Linked DNA regions of Homo sapiens: region 1 is linked to region 2. The links are chromatin contacts, found by Hi-C in ENCODE. All regions are on one chromosome and are shown on one strand. The core of a region is the stretch at or near the end of the contact, and the rest is flanking DNA. Distances in the headings are between cores, read along the strand shown.

Region 1 (6,762 bases), core at 2,236-4,735, 8.1 Mb before region 2:
GACTTTGTCTCAAAAAAGAAAAAAGAAAAAAAAATTAGCATGAAGGTGTTTTTATTTGAAACTCAACTTGAACCAGACATACTTATTCTAAGTTTAGAATACAATAGCTCACATTATAAAGCATAATCTTATTAGAAACAGGTAAATAAGTCAGGATCTGGGTACTAAAAACCAAGGATTATCAGTTTTAACAGCTATGATTGTTTATTATTGTGAGACTTTCCTAATATCAAAAAAAGCAAATTGAAAATTAAATGGAACTAAAACCCAAAGCATTAATAACTGGACTTGATCCCTTCTCCAGCTTTTTAAAATATTTTAATCAGCTTTTAAAACTTAAGTGAACTATTAAATGTAGCCTACTTCCATGTTACATTGATTCTGACAATTTTTTTAAACACTTTAACATCTTTGAAATTGGGATGCATCATATAATTATGGCATATTACTACAAATTACCAAAAAATTGGCAGCATTTTCCCTTGCTAGGTGGTACATAAAACAATGATGGTGTTTCTTATAGTCGATAGCATCTTAAGATTTGATAAACCACAGTATTAAACTGAAAAGACTGATCACACTGTGTCAAGATTTTACCATGAAGAAAAGTTAATCCATTTTAAACACAGGGCAGTATAACATATTCATTCATTTGACATTGAACAAATTTTACTGAGTAGCTAGTTATGACATGAGAGAATGATAGTGAGGCACTTGGGGGGAAAGTAAAAGGGCTCTGGAGAAGACAAACCTGGGTTTGAATTTTGGCTCAGTCACATATGTGATCTTACAGAATTGTCTTAGCTTCTCTGTGTTTCAGTTTTCTCTTCTATGAAATTGGTATAATACCTATCTTACAAGGTTATATGGGTGGCTGGTACTCTTGAGTACTCACGTGTCTGCCCTTGTCTTTTCTTTACACATACTTACATTGTTTAATTCAATGAACATTTAAAAAGTTGGTAGGTAAGGAGAAAAACAAAAAGTTAACTATTCTTACCTGGAGCCTCTTGTATGCTCCTGACAGTTTTCTTTGAGATCGTTTGGCTTAAATCAGTTTGGGAAGATGCTTCATCCTCTAAAAAACAGACATAACAAGAGTTAAAATTCAGAATATATGACCTGGGAGATCATGGCACAGATTATGCATTTTTGTAACAATACATAAGCAAAAATTCAAGAAATTCGTTTCTTTAGAAACAGGTGGTTAGGTTTACCAAAACTTAGGAAATATACCAGTCAGAACTCCTCTTGAGACAGAATACAATGAATTCAACAGAATATAATAATATTTGCCATTGTTGTTTTACAAAAATATATTACTTCAGAAAATCAAAAAGATGGGGTAGAGAGTCACAAATGATGTGGAAGAAAGCAGAAGAGTGAAAAATGTTTAGATCCTTAAAGATTTAATAAAATAGGGGTAAATTCTTTACTTGTTAAAAAAAAGTTAGCCTGTATAACTGCACTAGGCTCTGTGGAACTCAATACAATGTAACATATTTTTTGCCTACCATGTACAAAGCATTCTTCCAGGTACTGAAAAATACTGAATTAAACCAAGTACTTAAATTACTATCAAATATATTATAGGCTCCTTGTCTGCAAAAACTTTGTAATCTTAAAAGAGATAAAACTAACACATATATGGGCTAAACTGTCTTCAGTTGCTACACCCAAAAATAACTGACATAACTTTAACATAAAGTTTCCAAAATCAAGTCTTCAAATCTGTCAGTACCTTCACGAGTCAGCAGGTAAACTTGCAGCCTATCACCGTGCTCTAAGCTGAAAACCCACTCCTCCGCCTATCAATAGTCTACCACAAACTATGTCATCCCATTGTGACTCAGGTCCGCTGATTTTTACCTCACAGGTGCCTTACATGGGATTAACATGAAACTTCATCTGTGACTCAGTGTTAGGTCCTAAAATGGGGGGGGCAGGGTGGGAGAGGATAGATTAAGGAAACTGATTCACCTATGACTTACCTAACACTATACACTCACTTTGTCAGCATCCCTTTTGTCCATTTAGACGAAAACTCTAATTAATAGTCTTGTTTTTCAGGTTACTTTGTCAGTCTGATTTGCCAGACTACTTGAGGTTACAGTGACGGCCACCAAAGTGGCAGATTTTTGGCAGGGACCACCACACTGGAGAAACAGCAATCAGCTCAAGTTATCAAACACTGGGGAACATCAGTTCAGGAAAAATGAGTTACCCCATTTCGGTGAAAGTATTGGGTGAGGTCTCAAATCAATTCACTAAACTCAGCAATCCCTCGAAATGCCCACTCACAAAATTTCTCCTTCCTCTCTGCCCACCTGGGTGAGGAGGGAAAAAGACTGAAAGGTTAGATCCTCAGCTGGGGACTCTGGCCCGCGAGCGTTAAAGAAGGAAATGGAAGTGGTTTCTGTAGAAACATCCGCAGGGTAGAGGGAACCGAAATGAAACCGACCCTGCAGTAATTCGCTGTCCCCTCGTGAAGGCCTGCAGAAAAAGGCAGCTCTGACTCCCCTAAATTGATGCCCGATGTTGGGCAGAGCGCCCCAGCCCTGCCCGGGTCGCTCCACACGACCATCTTTCCACTCCTCCGGTCGGCGCTTCCTTCCCCGCTGCGGGTCAGGGTGGCCCTTGCACGGCGGCACAAGTCCAGAGGGGGCTGAGGAATACCCTTTAGCCAATCCCAGTACTTAGTACCCAGGCGGGCATGAGCTCCACCGAGGCGCGCGCCCGCCCCCGCGCGTTCCCTGGCTCGCGGCTGGGACTGTTACCTCCGCGGTCCTCACCTTCAGAGGAATGAGAGTCCCGCAGCCCTCTCCTGGTCATAACAGGAGACGGCTGTAGCGGAGGCTGCTCTGAGTGCTGCTGCTGAAGGCGGGTAGTCCTTCGCGTCTTCATTTCCTCGGTTTCCTGGGGTCGCGGCTGCCTCCGCTGCCTAGACCGAAGGTAGTACGCGCTTTCTCTCACTTCCTCTTTCGCAGAATCGGACCGGAACTCTTCTAGCCGGGTTCGTTTTCCCACCGGGGACCTTTCTTTGGCCACCAGGGGCTCGAAGTCGCCGTACACTTCTGGCGGCTCGTCCGAGAACCTCACTTCCCGCCGGCCCTGGCGCGACGGAGGAGTTCTGTACGCAGGCGCATCGCTGCTGCCGCCATTTTGAGGGGCGAGCCGGCCCCTTCCCTCTCGGATGGGGGCCCTGGGGGTGACGTACACACCCCATCCTTCCCGCACCGCCTCTGCCCGCCGCCCGTCGCCCGCCATAGTTGTTGACGTAGCTTTAGTCGATCGCGAAGATGGCTTTATGGACCCTAGGTTCTCCTGCCGGTGGTGGCGATGGCTTCTCGGGGGTGTTGGGCGGTGGCCGCTGTGGTCAGGGAGGCAGTTGCGAGTCGCTGGGGCCGCCGCCTGCGTCGTCGCTGCTGTGTAGCAAACCTGCCTCTGGGCCCATGGTGTGTCTTGAGGGCTGTGAGAGAGGCAGTGCCTGAGCTGGGTCAGCTGCTGTGGATCGCTCCCGCCTCCTGGCTGGAGGCACCAAAGAGGAGGAGAAGGGGGAGGAGGACGTCTCTGCCATCGCCCTTAAGTAAAGGAGGGGTGGGGGCGATAGAAGGATGGCAGGGCAACTTGCCTGTCCTAAGTCTAGCCGCTCGTGGCAAGTGTTGACTGCGTGTAGGAGACTCCCGTCCTATCTCCCAGTACCAAGTCTCGGGGAAAAGGAGTGCGACGAGGGTGGAGAAGACCCAAGTTTCGCTTCTCGGCCCCAGGCTGTTGCGCAGTTTCCCTGGAATCTTTTTGATCGACTGCTACGTTGACCATGTCCTTCCCAGTGTCCTTAGCAGGAGTGATGGCCAGAGAGAGAACTTTTGCACATGCCATGTTTTCGTGGCAAAAATTTTAGTTTCAAGTACCTTATGAGGGCGGTTACCTAGTTTTGAATTTTGTCACTTGTTGAGGGTGTACAAAATCCTATCTAGAGTCATACTCGTTGGATGTATTTTCTTTTCCGAAATGTACCCATAGGACACATAACCTTATTCCTGGTCTTTAATATTTCTCGGTTTTATACCAAGCAGCAGTGTTCGGAAGACCATGTTAGTGCTACATTGTGCACAGTGAGAAATGAACAAGTTTTTTAATTAAAGACAGCACTGTAATTTTAAGTTGTGATCCATTATTTTTACTTTTATTCTGGATGTGACGTGATACTCTACATTTGATTTAGAATGCTTTATGGACTTTATGGAATAAGAAAGCATGGTAAAATCTATTTGTTTCACCTCCTTATACAAATGTTTACAGATGTGGCTAATCTGCAAATACCTAACCAAATTTAGACACATTCAGAGAAGGTCGATTAAGTTCGTGTAAAGTCTGAATAATTATTGAAAGAAAGCTTAAATTGCCTTCAAATATACAACTGCTTGTAGGGCTTTGTATGATTGGAGTGAATAGATTTAAAAAATTGTAATTTGGATACCAGTTACAATGAGCGATTCTGAAAAGTTTGAAGGTGTTTGTTTATTCTTCCAAGTAATCACCTTAAAATGTTTTTGAGCAACTCATTTGTTGCTCAAACTTGGCACAAATTTCAACTACTTAAGTCGTAATGTGTACTATGTTTTTATTTTATTTTTATTTTTATTTTATTTTTTTTGAGACGGAGTCTTGCTCTGTCACCCAGGCTGGAGTCCAGTGGCGCGATCTCGGCTCACTGCAACCTCTGCCTCCCGGATTCACGCCATTCTCCTGCTTCAGCCTCCCCAGCAGCTGGGACTACAGGCGCATGCCGCCACGCCCGGCTAATTTTTTTGTATTTTTAGTAGAGACAGGGTTTCACCGTGTTAGCCAGGATGGTCTCGATCTCCTGACCTCGTGATCCGCCTCTCGGCCTCCCAAAGTGCTGGGATTACAGGCGTGAGCCACCCTGCCCGACTGTGTACTATGTTTTTACTAATATTGTCCATAAATTTGGCCACAGGCAGGAGGAATTACAGTTTTAGAGTGAGATAAGGTTTGGCCTGTTAGGAGCTTAGTTTACTGTAGCTTTATGTACAATATAGCTTTTAAAAACTGCAGTAACAAAAGAGAGACTTCTTTCTTTCTTTTCTGTCTCTCTTTCTTCTTTCTTCTTGTCTTTTAAGGAAAAATGAAAAGGATACTCTTCCTTGTCAGTCTGGATTAGATGGTATATTTCGGAAATTAGCTAGATTTACTCTTCCAACAAAATGCTCAAAAGTATTGATATGGTAATACGTGGCTTTTATTTATGTTTTAAGCAGGGCTTTCTCTTTAAAGTGGCTATTACATTACTCATTAGTAACACAATAGTATAAGTTCCTTAATAGATTTAATTATTAAATATAAATTTTATAGTAATATATTGAGTTCATATTATGAACATTAAAGTCTCCTTGAAACATTTTACCAAGACAGATGACTATGTAGAAACTGGGATACTAGCTTATAAAACTTGGATACAGGCTTGTAAAACTTAGGTTTGAGGGACAAATTAAAAAAGAGACAAGAGATTCTACATATTGAACAATCAGAGGAGAGGTTCTGCATATTATTGAATAATCAGAATATGCATATTTTGTAATTAAAACTGCTTGTAAAGGCTTAGGAATGGCCTTTCAACTAAATTAATGAGACACTTACTGTAAAATTAGAGGTATGGTAACTTTAATGCTAACACACACACACACACACACACACACACACACATATATATATGCATCGGATTTTCCCTCTCATCTAGGTTGTAAGCATAAGGAAACCTACCTCTACTGTGACTGCCTCCTTCACCTAGAAACCTTACAGATACGAAACTTTCATCACTAGCTCTGAGGCAAAGCTAAACTGTTATGAAACTAGATACTCTGCTGTAGCTATTATCCAGACTATAAGAGTGGCTGAAAAGAGGTGACATTACAGTGACAGTAGAGTCATAGCCAATATTATAAGGGATGCGCTGGGCCACTAAAAAAGGATGCCTCAGCTCTGGATATTAAAGTTACTTTGGGAATTTGAGAAATCTGGAGGAATTCAGTGACCCAAAAAAGAAGACCGGTAAGAAAAGAAATGATTAAAACAAAGAATACACTTAATAATTCATTTACTTATCAAACGTGTGCCAGCAATGAGGAAGACTATCTTTAGGGAATTTGTCATTTATTGGGAACGACAGAAACACGAAAAATTACAATTCAGATTAAATGGCATTAATTCACACACTTAACTATTAGGGCTAGGTCTGGAAATCCTGTGCTCTTGAGACTGGGTTCCTAAATCAGTTATTTTATTTCATTTTTAATTAATTTATTTATTTAGAGACGGAGTCTCGCTCTTTCGCCTAGGCTGGAGTGCAGTGGTGCAATCTCGGCTTACTGCAGCCTCCCCCAACTCCAGGTTCAAGTGATCCTCCTGCCTCAGCCTCCCGAGTAGCTGGGATTACAGGTGCCTGCCACCATGCCCAGCTAATTTTTGTATTTTTAGTAGACATGGATTTTGCCATGTTGGCAAGGCTGGTCTTGAACTCCTGACCTCAGGTGATCCATCCGCCTTGGCCTTCCAAAGTGCTGGGATTACAGGTGTGAGCCACCACGCCTGGCCAAAATAATTATTTTAAATGAAACATTTTAGAACAATAAATTTTTTGTACAGGAACTTTTTGCTTTAGGGTAAGCAGAAGTTCATTTATTTAAAGAGATAAATCTATCCGTTGTGACTTAGTAGTACAAATGAAGTAGGCAAACAATT
Region 2 (6,502 bases), core at 3,283-5,782:
ATTAGATGAAGAGTCACAGACTCTAGTCCTAGCTCCTGCCAAGGCTCCCTCTGCCTCCCTGGCTGCTAACATGACTTCAGAGACCCATGAAAGCCGTACGAAAGCTTTGTTACCTGCTGCTGGGTGGGCATCCCAGCTGGGGCCAGCTCCATGACTCTAGCCGACAGCTCAGCTTGGATGTGGTCCATGCTTTCATACTGCTGACCTCGGTGAAGGGCCACTGTAATCAACCTCCTGAAGCCAGCACTGGCCGCCAGCTGTTTCCGGCCCTCATCCATGCCAAAGAGCCACTCGGTCTCCCGGCCCTGAGGGACTAGAAAAAAGAACTTGGTTACAGGGAGTCCTGGAAAGTGATCAAGCCCACAACCAATATGGCCCAAACGGCAGGGAGCCAGTCCCTGTCCAAGACCAGCATCTTCCCCAACTGTGACCCACTGAGGAGCTAACAATTCTCTAGTTCACAACATCTAGGGCAAAGCAGCCCATCAGACATAAGGCAGGACCAAGGGTGGAGAAGAAGTGTGGGCATGTCCGTAGGGGAAGGAGGCAGACACCTACCACAAGAAAAACAGCAGTAATGCCAACACAAATAAGCCATGCCAGGCATGACTCCAAGCTGTTGACAAATATATATTAATGGAATCCTCCAACAGTCCAAGATGCAGGTAGTAGTATTATTCCCATTTTTACATATGAGGAAACTGAGAAACAGAAGTTACACTATTTGCCCAACTTCGCACAATAAGTAAATGGTGAAGCTGGGACTCAAACCCAGGCAGTCTAGCCCCAGACTCTACCCACGCTTGTATTCACTGCACTATTTATTTCCACACATGGACAGACAGAATTATAGAATACTTGAAAAACTAGCTCAGTCACCAGGAAACAAATTACCGTAACACCAAGACCATAAACACTTTGCATTTGTCTACAATGTTCCACTTTTGAAAGCACTTCCTCCTACTATCTTTTTTATCCTTATTAAGATAAATCTGATATAACTTACTGCTTTCAGTAATAATGGCTAACATTTACACAGCACTTCCAAGGCCAGGTACCATTTCTAAGAGCTTTTATACTTCTCACAACTACACCAGAGTTACAATCCCATCAAGGCAGAGAAAGAAAAGTAACCTGTCTAATGTCACACCATCAGGAAATGACTGAGCCAAAACTGAAACCCAAACAGTCTGGTTCCAGAGCTCACTTTTTTAGCTGCTACCCTATGCTGCCTCTCCAAATTTTGCAGAGAAGCACAGCAACTTCCCCAGGTCCTGCAGCTCACAGGCTACAGCTGGGACTAGAACCTATGTCTTAGACTTGCTAGTCCAGCATTACTTCCATTACTCCATGCTACAAAGTAACTAGCATCTCTATATCATATGTGACCTCCTAAATTTATCTCTATTCTCTCTCTTCCCTACCAACCCCATTCTCACACTTCATCAAGCCTTTGCAATGGCAGATGAAAAGGAATAGGTCTCAACTCCAAGTAGGTTGCTAGAGAGCTATTACTCTCCTTTCATCATGCCTTGGGTAGTCTAATCCTCTGGAAGTACAAACCCCTGCAAGACAAAAAACAGTCCAGAATCCCACCAAAGCCCCAGCCCAGCCTCAGCCCCAGCCCCAGCCCAAGCCCCAGCCCCTGTAAGCCAGCCCCTCCAGGGAAGAGAGGGAGCAATCCCAACTCACTGATGAAAATCGCAAAATGATTGTCCCGCGATGGTTTCACAGTGGGGCTGTCCACCACGTGGAGGGTGTAGCGTGGCTCCCCCGTGTCCCCATCGCACAAGTCCAGAGACACACTCCCCAGCCTGGCCTTGCGGCGCAGCTGGCTGCACAGCCAGGCATACTGCTGTCGCTCCTGCACCGCCTCGGCCAGCCGCTCGGCACTCTCCAGCCGCACAGGCTTGCGCTGCTCCTGAGCACACAGCTCAAAGATCTGAAGGGCAGAGCCAGGGACTGGCCTGAACTTGGTCATGATGAAGGCAAAGACAGGCAAGGAGAACTGAGGCTCTGCTTCCAACACCTGGTCCTGGCTGTTGGCCACTTGGTGCACCCTCACCATCCACCCCTCCCGGGAGAAGTGGCCCACTGCTTTCTTCAGGATGTGAGCCTGAGCCAGGGAGATGCAGAGATAGCGACCGCCCACCTGCAGGACACGGCCAACCTCAGCCAGCATCCTGTCCACCTGTTGTAAGGTCTTCTCTTCCTCATCTGTCAGGACAGCATCCAGGGTGCCCTTGTCCAACACCACCTGGAACGAGGCATCAGGAAACTCCATCTGCGTCATGTCCATCTTCAAGAAGCTCATCTGGGGCCGTCGGGTGGCATTACATTCCTTCATTTGCTTGATGACAACCTCACTGATGTCGATGTTCACTATATCCCGATAGCCCACATCATACAGTTGCTCACTCAGTTCTGAGTTGCCACACCCAATCACCAGCACCTGGAGAAAAAATTCACAGACAAGAGGGAGGTAATCAAAGCAAAGGACTGTACTTCAGGTACTTCAAGGAATCAAGTCTCACCTTGGCTGAGTCACATTTTCAGAAGGTGGAGACGCTACTGCCAGAGAAAGAGCGACATTGTAGAGTTGATGCTAGACTCTATCTTGAAACACCACATATACTTGCTAGTGAAAACCACATTCAGCTACAATACAGGTTATATGAGAATGGGCTTTGTGTTGCAGAAACAAATTAATCATAACTGTTCTTTTCTCTAAATCATGCACTTATTACTCAGGAATTAATAGGAAGTCAGAGAATCCAAATATAGAGTTACAGTTGAAATCCTAGGCCAGGAATAACCCTATTTCCTCACTCTACTCATGCCTTTGGCTCCTTTAGACAATAAAGTACACTTTGTGAGGATTCAAATCTTACTTCCATCACGGATTCCATCTCATGATATTTGGCTATCTTCTGAAGCCGAACTTAAAATTCAGATTGTTGTCTCCCTCTCCAGGGAGCAATCTCCCATTCAAACTTAGAAATTCTGATATTGCCATCTTTGGAAAAGCATGGTACAAAGAGATGTGCATATGCTCTGGAGCCAGACAGGCCTGAGTTTAAATCCCCACATGACCACCTGGACATGATCTTGGGCAAAAAAAAAAAAAAAAGTGGCTCTCGGGGCCTCAGTTTCCTCATCTGTAAAATGTATGCATGGCCACTCACCTGAATTTATGATGAGAATTCAAAGATTGCACATGCACATACACAGCACCCAACATAAGGCTTGGCACATAAAGCTTCCCCACAAATGTTAAGTTTTCTACCTTCCTCCTTCCCTACCTCCAGTACAATCTCACCTATACCAAACCCATTGTTGTACTTATCACGTTTCACTTCTGGAACATGTGCAGGGTTTACGTCTTAATGCTCTTATAGTTTAAGGACTGAGCAGTGCCTGAAACTTGGGGCGCACTCAACGACTATTTGAAAAACAAATTCATACACAAAGTCACACCTGCTGCAGGTTGCACAGGAATGCACAGTGACAGAAGAACATACTTTCAAGATGGGAAGTCACTCTTCAAGTAGGGTTATTAATCCAAGAATGAGCTGGGGTGGGAGGTCTATTATCTGAAAACCTTTAAAGAAATGTTTTTTTTTTTAGACAGGGTCTCACTCTGTCACCCAGGCTGGAGTGCAGTGGCGTGATCATGGCTCACTGCAGCCTCGACCTCCTGGGCTCAAGCGATCCTCCCGCCTAAGCCTCCCGAGTAGCTGGAAATACAGATGCGCGCCACCACGCCCGGCTAATTTTTTCATTTTTTGTAGAGACGAGGTCTCATGTTCCCCAGGCTGGTCTTTAACTCCAGGGCTCAAGCGATCCTCCCACCTCGGTCTCCCAAAGTGTTCGGATTACAGGTGTGAGCCACTGCGCCCGGCCTGAAAGAATATTCTAGTTTGTCTTTTAGCAGGAACAATGCAGGAAATGCTGAAATATGCGTCCAACTAGGGTCCTCCCGCCTGTCACTGTCCACCAAGTGCAAGATTCCTGTTACCAGTTCCCACCTTCCGGAGCACGTACGAAGGGCTACCAACCCGCGCTCCTCACCTTTTCCCTGGGCTTGATATATTTATGTAGCACCCCGCACAGTTCCAGGTAGGTTCCATACCACTCGAAAGCTTTCTTTCCTCGCTGCTGGAAGAACTTCTCCCAATAGTCAACGGAGCCAAACTCCCTGGAACTTTTAGGTAAGAGGTTCATGTTCCTACTGCCGAAGCTGCGTTTTCAAGACTCCCCTATTCCCTGTGAGATACCATTTGAGGAGCTTGCCCACCACACGCAGGCTCCGGGACACTGCAGTGGGAATTCTTTCCACGGAAAAACAGCCACATTGATTTGTTCCCCCACTCCAAACCCCAGGAATGACCCTTACACGACAAACGCACGCATGGACCACTGAATCTCACACACGCTTGCCCCCTCCTCCGCGCCTGCTGTTCCTTCCCCACGTGAAGAGCCCCTCACACTTTTCCCGAACTAGATTTCCGAGCCCATAACCATATCCGGGTGCGAAGCCTCGTGATTCGTCGGCCGGCCCAGCCCAACTCAGCTAGTCATTGGTCGCTGCTTTGCGTTTCTATCACCTCATTGGCTGCGACGTGCTTGCCTTTCTCCGGAGGCTCCGTCGCAGACACCTAAACGCTTTTTTGACCTGAGGCCGGCCGACCATTCACGGAACGGGGCGGGACCGCGGGCCGGAGTTGTGGCGGAAGAGGCCGGGCCTCTGTGAGAACTAGGTCACGTCCGGGTGAGGAGTGAGCGCGGCTGTGCTGTGGTTGGGCCCTCCCTCCAGGCGGGGCGGAGAGCGCGCTTGCTTCCTGGGCTCGGCCTCCGCTTTGTCTTGGAGCCGGCTTAATCACTGACTCCGATCGTGCGCCGCACAAGGGCGGAGCGCGGCAGGCGGGAGCGTACTGGTAGAGGAGGACGAAAAGAAAAACCTATACAGATAGGAGAGAAGTGAGGCAGGAAATGAGTAAAGCCAGTCCGTCGTAAAAACGCTGCACATTCTAACCTTGTCAGCTTCTGCGCACCAGCACCCCCCGCCTTATTTTGCCACCTCTGCACCAAAATATAGGATTCTGCTATCAAAAGTGTAATAACATGAAAACTCCCTCTTCCTTCTCTCCGCAAAGCACAGCATGCAAAACTAGCCTTTCATTTTGATAATTGGCCTCCTTGTGTTATTCTGACGTTATTTATAACTGCTTATTTTATGTGTTTGATAAACATACTGTACTTTCACATGCTCATGCTAATACCCTGAGGAAGCTTCTGTGAAGGGCACTTTTTTTTCAGACAGGGTCTGTCTCTGTCGCCCAGACTGGAGTGCAGTGGTGCAGTCATGGCTCACTGCAGTCTCCACTTTCCAGGGGTCAGGGGATCCTCCCACCTCAGCCTCCCAAGTAGCACGCCACTACCGCTGGCTAATTTTTTTTTTTTTTTTGTAGAAATGGGGTTTCGCCATGTTGTCCGGGCTGTTCTCAAACTCCTGAGCTCAAATGATCATCTCGCCTCACCCTACCAAAGTGCTGGGATGACTGGTGTGAGCCACTATGCTGGCAGGCACTATTTGAAAATGACCAAATATGTGTATCACTGGGCCTTTCATACCATGATAAATTGCAGGAGGAATATACTGATTGCGGAGAGCAGATAGGCTTGGAATTGAGCATGTGTGCTGTGGGCTGTTACATACTACACTACCACAGGTAGATAGCCAGGTAGACTGTTAATAGTTAAGTAGGTTAGATTGGACTTAAACATTGGTTTAAAAAAGTGATTCTCAAACTGGCATGCGTCAGAATCACCTGGAGGACTTGTTAAAACACAGAATTCCCCAGTCCAACCCCTGTTCTAAGTCATTAGTTCAGTGGTGAGGCCCAAGGATTTGTGTTTCTAACAAGTTCCCACGATGCTGATGATGTTGGTCCCGGAACCACACTTTTTTGAGAACCACTGTTTTAAAATACAATTAAGTCAAAATGGATATGGTTCAAAATTCGCAATTTTCAATGATAAATCTAAAAGCTTTCTACAAGTAACATAAGAGAAAATCTGTTTTCATGATCCCTTTGCTGAGTTCACATTGTTCCTCTCTACCCAAGATAAAGAGAAGGAGTCCTTGAAGTAGTAACTTCAGCTACTACACCATGCAAGGTTCTGAATGGGTGAAATGTGAGTTCTTTAGGAAGCACTTATTGAGAGCGGAGGACATCACTTGTACTGAATGTGCTACACGATACCAAAGAAGCAAAACAGCATAGCAGCCAGGCGCGGTGGCTCACGCCTGTAATCCTACCACTTTGGTAGGCCGAGGCGGGCGGATCACTTGAGATCAGGAGTTTGAGATCAGCCTGGCCAACATGGTGAAACCATGTCTCTAATAAAAATACAAAAATTAGCCGAGCGTGGTTGTGTGTGCCTGTGGTCCCAGCTACTCAGGAGGCTGAGGCAGGAGAATCGCTTGAACCCGGGAGGC

What was found. Hi-C counts contacts between places; a loop is a spot of excess contacts on that map. Pooled maps may share reads with other maps.
Region 1: a loop to region 2 is called in a pooled map, with 12 times the contacts of the local background. The contact joins the promoter of TOR1AIP1 here to the promoter of METTL13 in region 2. A Hi-C loop is called at or near these places in 3 of 50 pooled maps.

Annotation. Positions count from the first base shown.
Region 1 is chr1:179,879,008-179,885,769 of GRCh38, reverse strand. TOR1AIP1 (torsin 1A interacting protein 1) reads right to left here and starts at 3,485. Exons shown (of 10, transcript NM_015602.4): 1 at 2,793-3,485; 2 at 1,001-1,078. The coding sequence starts at 3,267. It overlaps LOC139427322, which reads right to left and starts at 3,454. Exons shown (of 1, transcript NM_001436163.1): 1 at 3,377-3,454. The coding sequence starts at 3,454. The coding sequence ends at 3,377. RefSeq lists enhancers at 2,519-2,618, 2,922-3,216, 2,779-3,538, 3,043-3,580, 3,559-3,668 and 1 more.
Region 2 is chr1:171,779,690-171,786,191 of GRCh38, reverse strand. METTL13 (methyltransferase 13, eEF1A N-terminus and K55) reads right to left here and starts at 4,532. Exons shown (of 8, transcript NM_015935.5): 1 at 4,072-4,532; 2 at 1,693-2,452; 3 at 114-313. The coding sequence starts at 4,224. RefSeq lists enhancers at 4,186-4,719, 4,549-4,843.